Regions from separate parts of the Homo sapiens genome. Here all the other regions are linked to region 3. Evidence: chromatin loops called from intact Hi-C (ENCODE). Cell type or tissue: K562. All regions are shown on one strand. Links, peaks and the distances in the headings refer to the core of each region. The heading gives the core; the rest is flanking DNA. Region 1 overlaps VEGFA (vascular endothelial growth factor A). Region 2 overlaps VEGFA (vascular endothelial growth factor A). Region 3 holds the start of LOC105375069 (a long non-coding RNA gene).

Region 1 (4,115 bases), core at 659-3,158, 63 kb after region 3:
CATCCTGAGTACTGTGTACAGTAGTCCACAGCTATCATTTCACACAAGTTTCTCCACATGGTACTATTAGACACTATTGAGATTCCATTTTACAGATGGGGAACAGGAGGCTCAAAGAGGCTAAGTAAGTTGCCCCAAGGCCGCACAGCTAGTAAGTAAAGGAGTCAGAATTAGCTGACATCAAAGTGTTCCCAAGCCTATATTAGGCAAAAACAGAGGAGGCACCTTTCAGGAGGAGGCACCTTTCCCCCTGCCAGTCCTCTTCCCCAGACATGAGCTGAGAAGGTGGTGGGCATCAGCACAGGGGCTGGGCCCTCCTGGAACCCACAGGTGGCAGTGGGCGGACACGCTGTGCCAGCCCTGCCAGCCACTGATAACCCCGCCCAAGAGGGCAAACTGCTTGCATCATGGAAAAAACAGTGCTGCCACTGTAGCCACGAAACATTTCTAGAAGCTGATCTGAAGGGAGACCAGGGTAGAGACAGTTTCCCAGGCTGGCCACGAAGCCTGGGGTGCACTGGAGCATGAAGGGGTAATTCTGGGCCACAGAGGCGGGGCCCTTGAGAATAAATAAATGCAGGACTCTGGCATGACTACTCCAAATTGTGGCCCAGCCTGCCACGCCTATCGCACCCCACCACCACTACCACATAGCAATCCTGTCCCTGAAATAGGTTCCCTACCCAGAGGGAAGAAATAACACCTGGCCAGTGAGGAGGCCCAGGCTCTGGCCATGAGTTGGTATGACCTTGGGCCAGTCCCTCCCCTCTCTAGGCCTCCAACTCTGCTCAACTGTGTAAGTGGGTTGGGCTGATCTCTAAAGATGCTGAAACAGGCTGAAAAAGGTGGTGTTTTGGCTTCCATTTCCAGCCCTAGGAACAAGTGCTCTTTTTTCAGCCTGGGTAATATGAAGTTTAGAACTTCACCAAAGCATCTTAAGTGTATGCTTCGTGGACTTCCACCCCAGCTCCCAACCCCCACCCCCCAGAGACCACAGCTGAGCCTCCCCCTCACTCCTCCCTCCAAGGTCTGCTTTCCAGAAGAATAAAGGACAATGAGGGGGGCTATGTACACAATAGGTTGATTGGGAAGAAGGTGGGGAGAAGGCCACAGGTGTGAAAACAGAAAGAACAGTGGGGAAACAGGCCAGTCCACTGCTTCCTGTGAGGTCTCTATTTCTTTTATCCAGACCACCAATGGGCACAGAATCCTTCTCTACCCACGAAGGGTTACGGCAAAGCATCATCAAAAAGAGTGAACGAGACTAGAAGTCTGAAAAGGTCATTTTTTAAAGCCAAGTCGATAGGGGAGAAGATGACTAATCAAGAAGTTTTGAACTGCCCCTTCATCACAATTGGGACAGAGGAGGGCCAGGCTTGTGGCCCAGGAGGGGATAGCAGGAAGGTCTGGCCTGGGCAAGGGGTTGGTAACTGAGGGTAAAAAGACCTGGGGTAGGAATTCCCCCAAAAAGCTTCCCCTTGGAATGAATCCCCAAGTCCCATGGGAGGTGGAGGCGGGGAACCTCACCCGCATCCTTCATCAGGCAGCCGCCCCTCCAAGGAGGGCTGGCCTCCACTGCCTGGGGGAGCACACACGTACACTCCAACAACCAGGCTTTCGTGGTTTTCCTTATTTATCGCAGACAACCTTTTCTCCAGCAAACAAAGACCTTTGTCCTGCCTCTCCCAGACCAGAGACCACTGGGAAGCTGGAAGGGGTAAGTGGCGCACTGGAAGCAGGGGGCCGGTCAGTGGCTGAGAAGCCAGGTCCTAGGCCAAGGAAAGGGCTCCTGGGGTGGGGAAGGAGGAGGCAGAACAGGCTGGGCATCACCACTGCTGGCCACTACCCAGCCACGCCAGATTTAGGTCAGGGAAACTCGCGGGAAGGAAGACCCCAGGGCCTTCCCTCCCCAGAGGTGGAGAGCACAGGCCACAGTCAGTGGTGGGGAGAGCCAGGGTGTCCCCAGAGAAATGGGAGGATCCAAACCACAACGGAACAAAAGGCAGGCGGACTCGGGGTTGGGCAGGGGGGCGGGGCGCCTGGGAGCTACAGCCAGCCCTCTGCTGGCCTGGGAGGGAAGTTCACAGCACCCGAACATAGTCAAATGGGGTTTTCTCCACCCCCAAAGGAATGCAAACCAGGGAAGGGAGGAGAGATCCCATTAGGCTGAGCCCTCTGTGCCTCCAGCTCACACAGGAAGGGTCACAGTTCCCACAAATGGGACATGTCTATATAGGAAATGACACTAAATGTCCACTCTCCCCTGGGAGCTAGGGGAAACAAGGGACACTTCCCCCAACACCTAGGATCCCTGAACACTGTCTTCCTGCTCTGTGCGCACGACTCCTTCTCCAAATAAAATTTTACTGGAAAGAGCAGAAGAAAAAGGCAACAAGTCCTACTTCTAGCAGAGACCTGAACAGCGGAGAGTCCTCACGAAACTGAGGGTGAACCTCGTGGTGCCCAGCTCTTTCTTTCTTGATCCTTATATTCCTGTGCCCCTTCCCCTTCCTCCCCACAGTTCTGAAGAAAAAGGAATTAGGCCATCCACCCATCCCCTGAGAGGACAGGGAACCCCATCCAACAGCCAGGGGGACTCACCTTCGTGATGATTCTGCCCTCCTCCTTCTGCCATGGGTGCAGCCTGGGACCACTGAGGACAGAAAGAGAGCAAGGCATGGGCATGGGCAGGGGCTGGGGTGCACAGGCCCAGCCACCCAGCCCCTCCTCCCTCCTCACTTCCCTCCCACCAACAGCCTCTGGCTTCTCCAAGTCTTCTGAGTCGAACAGGACACAACCGGGGGTCCCCACGGGCACAGAATATGCCCACCACTCCTGGACTGCTATGGTTATGAACCCGAGGAAGTTAAAGACTAACCAGATGTTGGGGGCTGGGGAGCTCGAAATGCAGGAGGAAAACCCCAGAATGCTTCACTGTCGAGGTCCCCTGTACCTTCCCCACACTTCCCTCTCCCTGCTCTCACTATCCCCCTAGTTCCCTGGTCCAAAGCCATGGTAAGTATTAAGGTCAAATAGGAGGACAAATTTGGACTGGGGCAGGAAGGAAGGACTAGGGGCGAGAAAAACAACATGGTGACCTTCTCCTGCTGACATGACAAATACCAGGGTGAGCTGGTGTTGGAGACGGAGGGGGGTGCCGAGGACCGAAGGGCACCAACCACCCTCCCCCATCCAAGCTCTTCTAGTCCTTAGGAATAACCCAGCATGCCCACAGGTTGCTTAGAGGGTAAAAACCCAGGAGGAGACCCTGGGGGAGAACCACATTTTCCTCTCTACACAAATCTCTCCAGAGCCTCAATAGATTTCCAAAGCCTCACCTGTCTCCCACTCCTACCTGTTCCCTGGTTTCTTCTCCCTCCCAGGGTGAGGAGGTGCCAAGCCCCTCTCACCTGGGCACCTTCAAATGCCACCAGGGACCAGGGAAGGCTTTTATGCCTTGGCACTGCCCAGCCCCTAGGGGGCCCCCTGCACCACCTTAGGCCTGAGGCCTCCTCTAACCCTCCCCACCCGCATCAGATCATTCCTCCCCTCGCCAGAAGCTGTGAAGGTCAACACGCCAAGACATGCGGACCTGACAGCACCCAAAAGGAAAGGCTTCTGCCAGCCCTTCCTGGGGGTCTCCAGCTCTCACCAACTCCCCTCCCGCCCAGCACTCGCAGAGCAGAGGGGCACTCTAGCCTACGGAACACCAGACCCTGCTAGGGGAGAGTCCCACTGTCCATCTTTCTTTCCCTCTCCTTCCCACACACCCCAAATGCACCCCACTCAGGTACCCCAGCCCTGCTCCCAGAGACAGCCAAGGTCACAGGAAGCCCCTCTCAAGAGAAAACAACAGTTACCAGGCTTCCAGCTGGACAGCTTACCACTGCGGCTCCTGCAGGGACCCCCTGGATTCTGCACCTCAGCCCCCTCACCCATTCCCATGACACCCCCTGCCTTCCCCCTGACAATATTCTCCCGGGACCCTCCACTCCTCCTGGGCCCCAAGGAGGAAAGGGGACGGAAATTTCATACCCCTTCCAAGGCCAGGGAGCACAGGAGGGGCGGTTCTAGGCAGGCAGGGGCCAGGTGTCCTTCTCTGGGGGCCTCTGAAG
Region 2 (4,115 bases), core at 967-3,466, 53 kb after region 3:
ACCCACTCCCTGCCCCTGCCCAAGTGCCACCTTCATGCCTTGCTCACACTATCCCTTCTGCCTGGGATGTCCTCAACCCTTTCACTCCGCCGCCCCGTTCTCCCTGTCTTCAAACCATACTTTAAGTGGCAGCCTAGAGATAATGTCATAAGACACCACCCCCCAGCCACCACCCCCAATACAACTCCCACTCCCAAGCTAGATCAGATGCCCCCAGCACATTTTATGTATTTTTCTGCTCATGGATTTATAGTTTTGGGTCTCCCCACCCACCCATCCTCACCAGATCCTTGAGGGGTGGAATTGTGTCTTATTCATAGCAGCACAATGACTGGCTCAATATTTATTCAAGCCATATCTATGGTTTGCAAGAATAAATGAGAGGCTAGAGGAAGTGAATTTGGAAGCACTGCCCTTCAGTGTCAAAGACCTGGATAGGTGCCACCTTACCCAGGAGCAGGACGTGAGAGAAGAGCTTATGGCAAGCTGGGGCAGGGAGTGTCCCATCAGTGGTGACCAAACCTATGGGTCCATCTTCCAGAGGCTCAAGGAACTCCAGGGTGTAAAACTATGTAAAATTAAGTTACACCCTGGAGTCACAGCCCTCCAGCAGCATCCCCCTCCCACTCCCAGCCTGTTGCAGCCAACAAGACCCCCACAGACAAAAACAGCTCTCTCCTGTCTCCTGGGCAGCAAGCTTGGAGACATGGCCAGTTCTTTCCCTGGCTAAGGGACAGGGGCCTGGATCATCTAATTCCTGAAGGCAGCACTACCAATTGCAAGGGCCCTTGGCTCCTAAGCTGTTTCTCCCCCTCCACCCATTCCCAGAGCTTCCCACCTTCTATATCAAGACAGGATGGATGGGTTCCCCCAGGACCAGCTCAGCCAAAATGGAAGGACTTTGCCCCCAGCACAACAAGGTGGGTCACCCCATATCCTACACATTAGACGTACCTTTCCCAGACCCAAGACAAATGCCATGTTCCCCAGAGGAAGAGGGAAAGGGGGCGGGAGGAAGTCTAGAGCAAGGATTCAATGGAGAAGGAGAAACCAAGAGGAGCTTTGAGATCAGAATTAAATTCTTTAATACAAAATGCTTTTTTTTTTTTAAGATATATCTGTATTTCTTTGTCGTTGTTTAAAAATAAATATGTACTACGGAATATCTCGAAAAACTGCACTAGAGACAAAGACGTGATGTTAATATCTTTTCCCCACAATTATTACGGATAAACAGTAGCACCAATAAATAAATGATAACAAATATTAAAATTAAAAAAGGAGAGAGATTTAGTATGTAGAATTCTCTATTTTTTCTTGTTTTGTTTTTACATATAAAAAACAGAATAGCAATGTCTATTTTATCAGAATCACATATATACATAAACATATATATATATATATACACACAAATACAAGTTGCCAAATATATATATAGTATGTAGATGTATATTGAAACCTTATTTCAAAGGAATGTGTGCTGGGGAGCCAGGGGATCGGGGAGGGCAGAGCTGAGTGTTAGCAAAATTAAATATCTGTTCAAGATAAGCTAGTGACTGTCACCGATCAGGGAGAGAGAGATTGGAAACATGAATTTTATATACAAAAACCGGTACAAATAAGAGAGCAAGAGAGAGCAAAAGATACATCTCATAAATAGTTGAAATTAAATATTAACCAAGAATACTGAAAAAAAACCCTACTCTTTAATTAAATTAACTGTTTTAATTTCTAATTAAAAAGGGATATTAAATAAGTACCGTATATAAAACACTTTCTCTTTTCTCTGCCTCCACAATGGGCACGTGGATCCTGCCCTGTCTCTCTGTGCCTCGGGAAGGGAAGGGAAGGACCAGGGGATGGAGGAAGGTCAACCACTCACACACACACAACCAGGTCTCCTGGGGGGACAGAACTAGTGGTTTCAATGGTGTGAGGACATAGGTCCTTTTAGGCTGCACCCCAGGAAGGGGAGCAGGAAGAGGATGAGGGCGAGTCCCAGGAAGGGGAGCTGTCATGGGCTGCTTCTTCCAACAATGTGTCTCTTCTCTTCGCCGGGACATCTGCCAGTGGTCTCCTGGGCAACTCAGAAGCAGGTGAGAGTAAGCGAAGGCCGCCCAGGCTCCTGAATCTTCCAGGCAGTGCCCCTGGGGGCGAGATGCGCGTGCAGCATGTGGAGGGAATCCCCAAAGCACAGCAATGTCCTGAAGCTCCCCAAACTCCTGGTCAGAGCCGGTGTCCTCATCCCTGTACCTGTGATCTGTCTTTCTGTCCGTCTGACCTGGGGTAGAGAGGCTCAGCGCCAGGGCTGGGTTTGTCGGTGTTCCCAAAACTGGGTCATATTTGCCCCCATGCCCTGGCCTTGCACATTCCTGGGCAGGGGAGAGGACCCTGGCCCCACCAAGTGGGACAAAAAAAAGATCATGCCAGAGTCTCTCATCTCCTCCTCTTCCCTGTCAGGATCTGAGTGGGAACATTCCCCTCCCAACTCAAGTCCACAGCAGTCAAATACATCCAGTGAAGACACCAATAACATTAGCACTGTTAATTTAAAAAAAGAATATATATATTTTATATATATAAAATAGAGATATTTATTTTTATATATATATAATATATATATATATAAATGTATGTATGTGGGTGGGTGTGTCTACAGGAATCCCAGAAATAAAACTCTCTAATCTTCCGGGCTCGGTGATTTAGCAGCAAGAAAAATAAAATGGCGAATCCAATTCCAAGAGGGACCGTGCTGGGTCACCCGCCCGGGAATGCTTCCGCCGGAGTCTCGCCCTCCGGACCCAAAGTGCTCTGCGCAGAGTCTCCTCTTCCTTCATTTCAGGTTTCTGGATTAAGGACTGTTCTGTCGATGGTGATGGTGTGGTGGCGGCAGCGTGGTTTCTGTATCGATCGTTCTGTATCAGTCTTTCCTGGTGAGAGATCTGGTTCCCGAAACCCTGAGGGAGGCTCCTTCCTCCTGCCCGGCTCACCGCCTCGGCTTGTCACATCTGAGGGAAATGGAAAACAAAGGCTGGGGTTAGGGCCAAGTGAGGAGGCCTGGCGATGAGGCAGGCGGCCTCCCCATTCCTGGGGGCCCCTGGGTCACTGCAGCCTCCGGCACCATAAGAGCAGAGAGGACAGGAAGGTGTGGTCCTGGGGCAGAAAGCCCCAGTATGAGAACAGCCCCAGCCCTGCCCTCAGGGAGCCCCGGCCTGAGCAGCAGCTCCACTCAGGGGCTCCCAGTCTACCCTCCTGAGCTTGCAATCTACTTGAGACAAGACAAGGACATGGGAACACTTTACAAAGCAACAAATGAACGGATACCAAAGAACAGTCCCCACTTGACATTTTAAGAGCTGATGGGTGACCAGAGCTGGATGAAGTTAATCAGAAGAGGCTCCCTGCTGAGGAGGGTTTTCAGTTCAGTCTCTAGGGGCTGGTGTGGGGAAGAGAGTGGGCAGATCTTCTGGGAGAACGCCTGAGGCAGAGAGGCTTGGCCGGGTGACCAACAATGGCAAGGGCCTGCCCTGGGGACAGGAGGCTCCCGAGGGGGTAGCGTAGAGCAGGAGGCCCCAGGAAGGTGAGGGACCATCTCCATTCCCCATGTCCCCTCCCACTGTGGCTGTAGGCCTCATCTCTCTTGAGCTGCCTGGAGGTTGCAGGCCCAGGTAACAGGTTGTCTTTCCTTTCAAATATGCTGCTTCACTTAGGATGGGGAGAGACAATTCGGCGGCTTCACTACTCCAGCTGAAGCAAAGGGGGCCTCCAAGAACTTTCTCAGCATGCCCCTGCCCCTGGGTGATTGTGAGAAGGAGGCAGAACAGGCCCTACCCTTCTGGGGAGCCCCGAAACGGAGTCCTAAGCCTCCAATTTTGGAAACTGATATTCCCAGATACAGCCAGCTTGGGGGTTGGGTAAAGGTATTGGGAGGTTAGAGTAACTTCAGTTAGCTCCCAGGTCACTTCACACAAACCCCCATCAGCAGAATAATCACCTAAAAACCCTAAAATGTCAAGTCCCTTATCTTTCCCAAGGACCCCTGGGGAACTGAGACTCCCCTCATCCAGCCCTGAAGTTAGGCAGAGCCCCCACCCCAGCACTAATATACGCCCTCT
Region 3 (4,115 bases), core at 573-3,072:
GTTGCAAAAATAAGAACTGCTGATGTCCTTCACCTAGGTTCCCTAATTCTTATTGCGCTTGCATTTTTCACTGTGTCCATATAGTATCTCTTATTTATTTCATTTATTTATTTTTTGGAAATAAGGTCTCACTCTGTCGCCCAGGCTGGAGTGCAGTGGTGCGATCTCGGCTCACAGCAACCTCCGCCTCTCAGGTTCAAGCTATTCTCATGCCTCAGCCTCCCCAGTAGCTGGGATTACAGGCGCCTGCCAACACTCCCAGAAAATTTTTGTATTTTTAGTAGAGATGGGGTTTCACCATGTTGGCCAGGCTGGTCTCAAACTCCTGACCTCAAGCAGTCTGCCTGCTTCGGCCTCCCAAAGTGCTGGGATTATAGGTGTGAGCCTCCACGCCTGAACTAAAATTAATTATTTAAAAATAAGACAATGCTAAACAAGTATTTTCTACTTCATAAATTCTGGGAGATTGTTAAAATGCTAGCTGTTCAAATCTCTCAGAAGCAAGCCAATTGCATAGCATTTTCATGAAGTCTATCTTCAAACTCACCCACCTTCTGGAAGAGACGCCTCCCAACCCAGAAGGATGTGCCTGAGCCAAGGGTCTTAGAGAAGGGGCCCAAGGAAGCTTCCAGAACCATAAGTAAGGCCAGAGGCAGCTGTGCCTCGCTCAGGGGTGGGGTAGGGCAGAGACAGGGCTGAGGTGGCCCACAGGGCTCTTGCCTCCCAAGTGGGTTCTCTCTCCACCCAGCTGCCAGTGAGGACCACAGCAGAGAGGAAAGAAACAGATGCATGCCAAGTGTCCGAACAATGCCAGCAAGCCCTCCCAGTCCTGCTGAGTCTCTTTTATTACCTGCCCAGGCCCTGGTGCCATGGGGCTTAGTGTCTGAGATGGACTGAGGCCTCTCATCCTGTGAACCAGGTGCTGGGGAAAAACCCAGGTATACACACATGGAGGACAGGGGACAGGTCCCCTGCCATCATTAAAGGCATTGCCTCCCCTGAGCACTAGCAGCCACTCAATCCCAGTGCCAGTCACTTGCCCCGTTCCCAGCACAGCCCCTGGGGCCCTGCTGTCCTAAAATCATCTGCTCTGGCTTTTCTGGCGCTTTGCAGGGTTCATCAGGTCTGTTCCACTCGTGTGTTTTTCCTTCCTGCTCCCGCCCTCATCAGGGATCTCTGGGGTTCCCTGAGGGCAGGGCTATGTCTCCCCCTCAGACTGGGGCTCCTCAAGTCAGGAACCTTAGAGAACAAGCGACTGGGCACTGTCCCCTCCTCCCACCCTCCCTTTTGGTTCCAAGGCCAGGTGTTTGAGCAGGCCGTCATTTCACACATCCCAAGTCTGGGCACATGCACCGCCCAAAGCCCCTTGCCTCCCTGAAGGGGAGGCTGAAGGCCAGCCGCTGACACCAGTGGACCCACGGCGGGATCATTGCATAACAGCAGCCTGGCCACAGGATGATTCAGCACTGAGGCCTGCACAGCACTCTGACTTCTGTGGAAGACTCAGGACAGGGCTCCTCAGAATCAACAGACACGAGACCCAAGGATTCCACCTCACCTGGGGACGCGATGTTGCAGCCCTGGCATATTTGGGCCTCTTCTGGCTGCCCTGGGCCTGGCCTCTCTGTGTCTGGACCTGAGTGCAGGTACCTGGCCTGGGTTCCAGCCTGGGCAGGGCCAAGAGAGTCACCCTGCCACCAAAAGCCCACTGTCAGGACTTAGACTGCCCTCAAGCAGGGTTGTGGCCCAGCAGGAAAGTGACCTGGGGCCAGGGAAGGGACCCCAGGGGCAGCCTGGGGCTGGGGGGGGTCAACTTGGCAGTTCTTTTTCAGACCACTAGATGTCACTTCCATTTCAAAGGAACCCACTGGTTGGAATTTTCCCCAGTCAGGTCCCCACAGCCTTCAAGTCTTAAAGACACACAGACCACAAAAGAAAACTTCATTTTCCCCGGAGGACCAAGACACTGGAAACCTGGCCAGGAGCTGCCCCCAACCCTCAGCTGAAGCTTCCAGGGGCTCCATAACATCCCATCCCAACCCTGGAAAGAGCCAGAGGTGATGGAACTCCATCTCCCCATCCCCCACCTGTCCTACAGGTTAGTATGGGGATGGTATTTTCTGAAATGAACAAAAAAATGAAAGACGTGATGAAATGAATGTGAGTGCATTTGAGGGGGACGATGTTTGAAACAGGGGACATATATGCCAAAGATCCTCTTCAGGGCCAGGAGATTCCAGGTTCATCAAGGTCATGTTGTCCATCCCCAGGCTTCAGACTATCCTCAAAAAGTTCGGGTAAGGCAGCGCTGAAGGGAAGTTCCAGGGACCTTGCTTTCTCCACTCCAGTCCCCAATATTCAGTCAACATCTCTTGGCTGGCTGGGGCTGATTATTATAAAGTACAACCTTTGTGAGGTAAGTATAAAGATAACCCCATTTGACAAATGAAGACACAGAGGTATGGAGAGGGTTAAGTGAGAAAGTTCTCCCCAAGCCTCTTGCTGCTGTCCCATCTCAGCTCCCCACAGAAATGCGGCATGGATTCAGCTGGTTGGTTTATCTACAGCTCAGGTTGCTGCTTAAAGACTCATTCTCTTTAGTTCATTTGTACTGGCTTTTACCCAGTGGTTTTCAAACTTGGCTGCCCATTAGAATCACCTGGGGAACTTTCAAAAATTCTGATGCATGGCTGGGCACAGTGGCTCACACCTGTAATCTCAGCACTTTGGGAGGCCAAGACGGGAAGATGGCTTGAGCTCAGGAGTTTAAAACCAGCCTAGGCAATAGAGTGAGACCTTGTCTCTATTAAAAATTTAAAAATTAGCCGGGTATAGTGGCATGCACCTATAGTCCTTGGTGCTACTTGGGAGGCTAAGGTGGGAGAATTGAACCCAAGAGGTCGAGCCTGTAGTGAGCCGTGATCGTGCCACTGCACTCCAGCCTGGGGGACAGACTGAGACCTTGTCTAAAAAAACATCTGATGCCCTGGTCACCCCATATAAATTAATTCAGAATGCAGGAGGGTTGGAGTAAGTCAGGCATCAGTATGCTCTTGTAAATGTCCAGGTAATTCCAATGAGTGGCCAAGTCTGTGGACCATTATTTAACCACTCCCCCAACCTACCCTCAGCCAACACTGAGGGTTTACCTACAGGCCTGGCAGGGTGAGATTGGAAAGGCTGTGTTGCTATTAATGATTATTTAATCACATTTAATAATAGGATACCCAGAAACAAATACCTCACATACTGTAAGGCAGGAGGGCATGCATTGTTACTTTCCCGCAGAGGGAAGACTGACGTTCAAAGAAGTGAAGCAACTCACCCAGCGAATAAGTGAGTAGAACAAGGGCTAACACCCAAGTCTTCTTAGTTCTCAGACAAATGCTCCTGCCTCTTCATTATGCCTCCGAGATAAGGTGAGCTGCTTCCAGAGCAGTTAGCATCATACATAGAAAACTGTTCATTGTCAGTATCTGACCTCTAGCCCCAACCACTTATCAACAGCCAGTCATAACCACAGCTGACCCTTTATCTTGACTACAAGCTTGCTTTACCCTGGCTACCACTTGACCCCTAACCCTGGCCACTGCTGGCCCCTAATTGAGACCACAAGCTATCCCTAATGCCAGCCATGTTCAGCACTGGCCAGAATATGGAGGGCTCAGGCTACCCAGTCACCAAACCAGGGAATACCTCTGTGTCGTGTCATAATTACTAATGATAATAAGCACGTGGGGCCTGTGTGCCAGACAGGGTTTCAATATGTCTCTACGAACTATCAGGTCAGATCTAAAGGCTTCCCCAAAGTTTCTCTTTCTTGTAAGGCTCGCCCTTTCCTGCTCCGATCTCTCTCTTTCACACACACACACACACACACACCTCCTTGCTCCTGCAGTTCCCCAGGCCTGGAATGCCCTTCCTCCTCCCCACTCTCCAGGATCCCCTCAAGGCCTTCCTCCCAAGGAAGCCTACAGGGCCCCCAGGGTCCCACATAGCCCAGGCTTACGGACCCCTTCAGTAGGTGTCACCAGGCCCAAGAGAGCAAAGTCACTCAGCTTAGCATCTTCTCTCCTTTCTCACAAGGTCAGGAAGGTCAGGGCCGCCCAGCAGGG

Evidence for each region. Hi-C counts contacts between places; a loop is a spot of excess contacts. Peaks named below come from ENCODE experiments on the same cell type or tissue, not always from the same donor. Only the 100,000 strongest peaks of a DNase experiment are listed, where the experiment ranks them.
Region 1: a loop joins it to region 3, with 7 times the contacts of the local background. A loop is called at or near these places in 34 of 110 quality-filtered maps.
Region 2: a loop joins it to region 3, with 2.4 times the contacts of the local background. A loop is called at or near these places in 24 of 110 quality-filtered maps.

Annotation. Positions count from the first base shown.
Region 1 is chr6:43,772,879-43,776,993 of GRCh38, reverse strand. VEGFA (vascular endothelial growth factor A) reads right to left here. Exons shown (of 8, transcript NM_003376.6): 2 at 2,602-2,653. Among named protein-coding and RNA genes, the nearest start is that of VEGFA, 4.7 kb to the right of the region's middle. RefSeq lists enhancers at 1,948-2,242, 3,295-4,060, 4,061-4,115. In K562, for the core only: a CTCF peak has its summit at 2,072 (motif pointing left); a DNase peak (open chromatin) is centred at 2,043; H3K4me3 peaks cover 1,449 bases.
Region 2 is chr6:43,783,434-43,787,548 of GRCh38, reverse strand. It overlaps VEGFA (vascular endothelial growth factor A), which reads right to left. Exons shown (of 8, transcript NM_003376.6): 8 at 1,062-3,008. The coding sequence ends at 2,987. Among named protein-coding and RNA genes, the nearest start is that of VEGFA, 15 kb to the right of the region's middle. In K562, for the core only: a CTCF peak has its summit at 2,148; no DNase peak of the experiment used is centred there.
Region 3 is chr6:43,836,185-43,840,299 of GRCh38, reverse strand. The region is part of intron 1 of LOC105375070 (a long non-coding RNA gene); the gene reads right to left. LOC105375069 (a long non-coding RNA gene) reads left to right here and starts at 1,501. Exons shown (of 3, transcript XR_001744130.1): 1 at 1,501-1,646; 2 at 1,888-2,416; 3 at 3,289-3,368. In K562, for the core only: a CTCF peak has its summit at 1,839 (motif pointing right); DNase peaks (open chromatin) are centred at 1,439 and 1,819.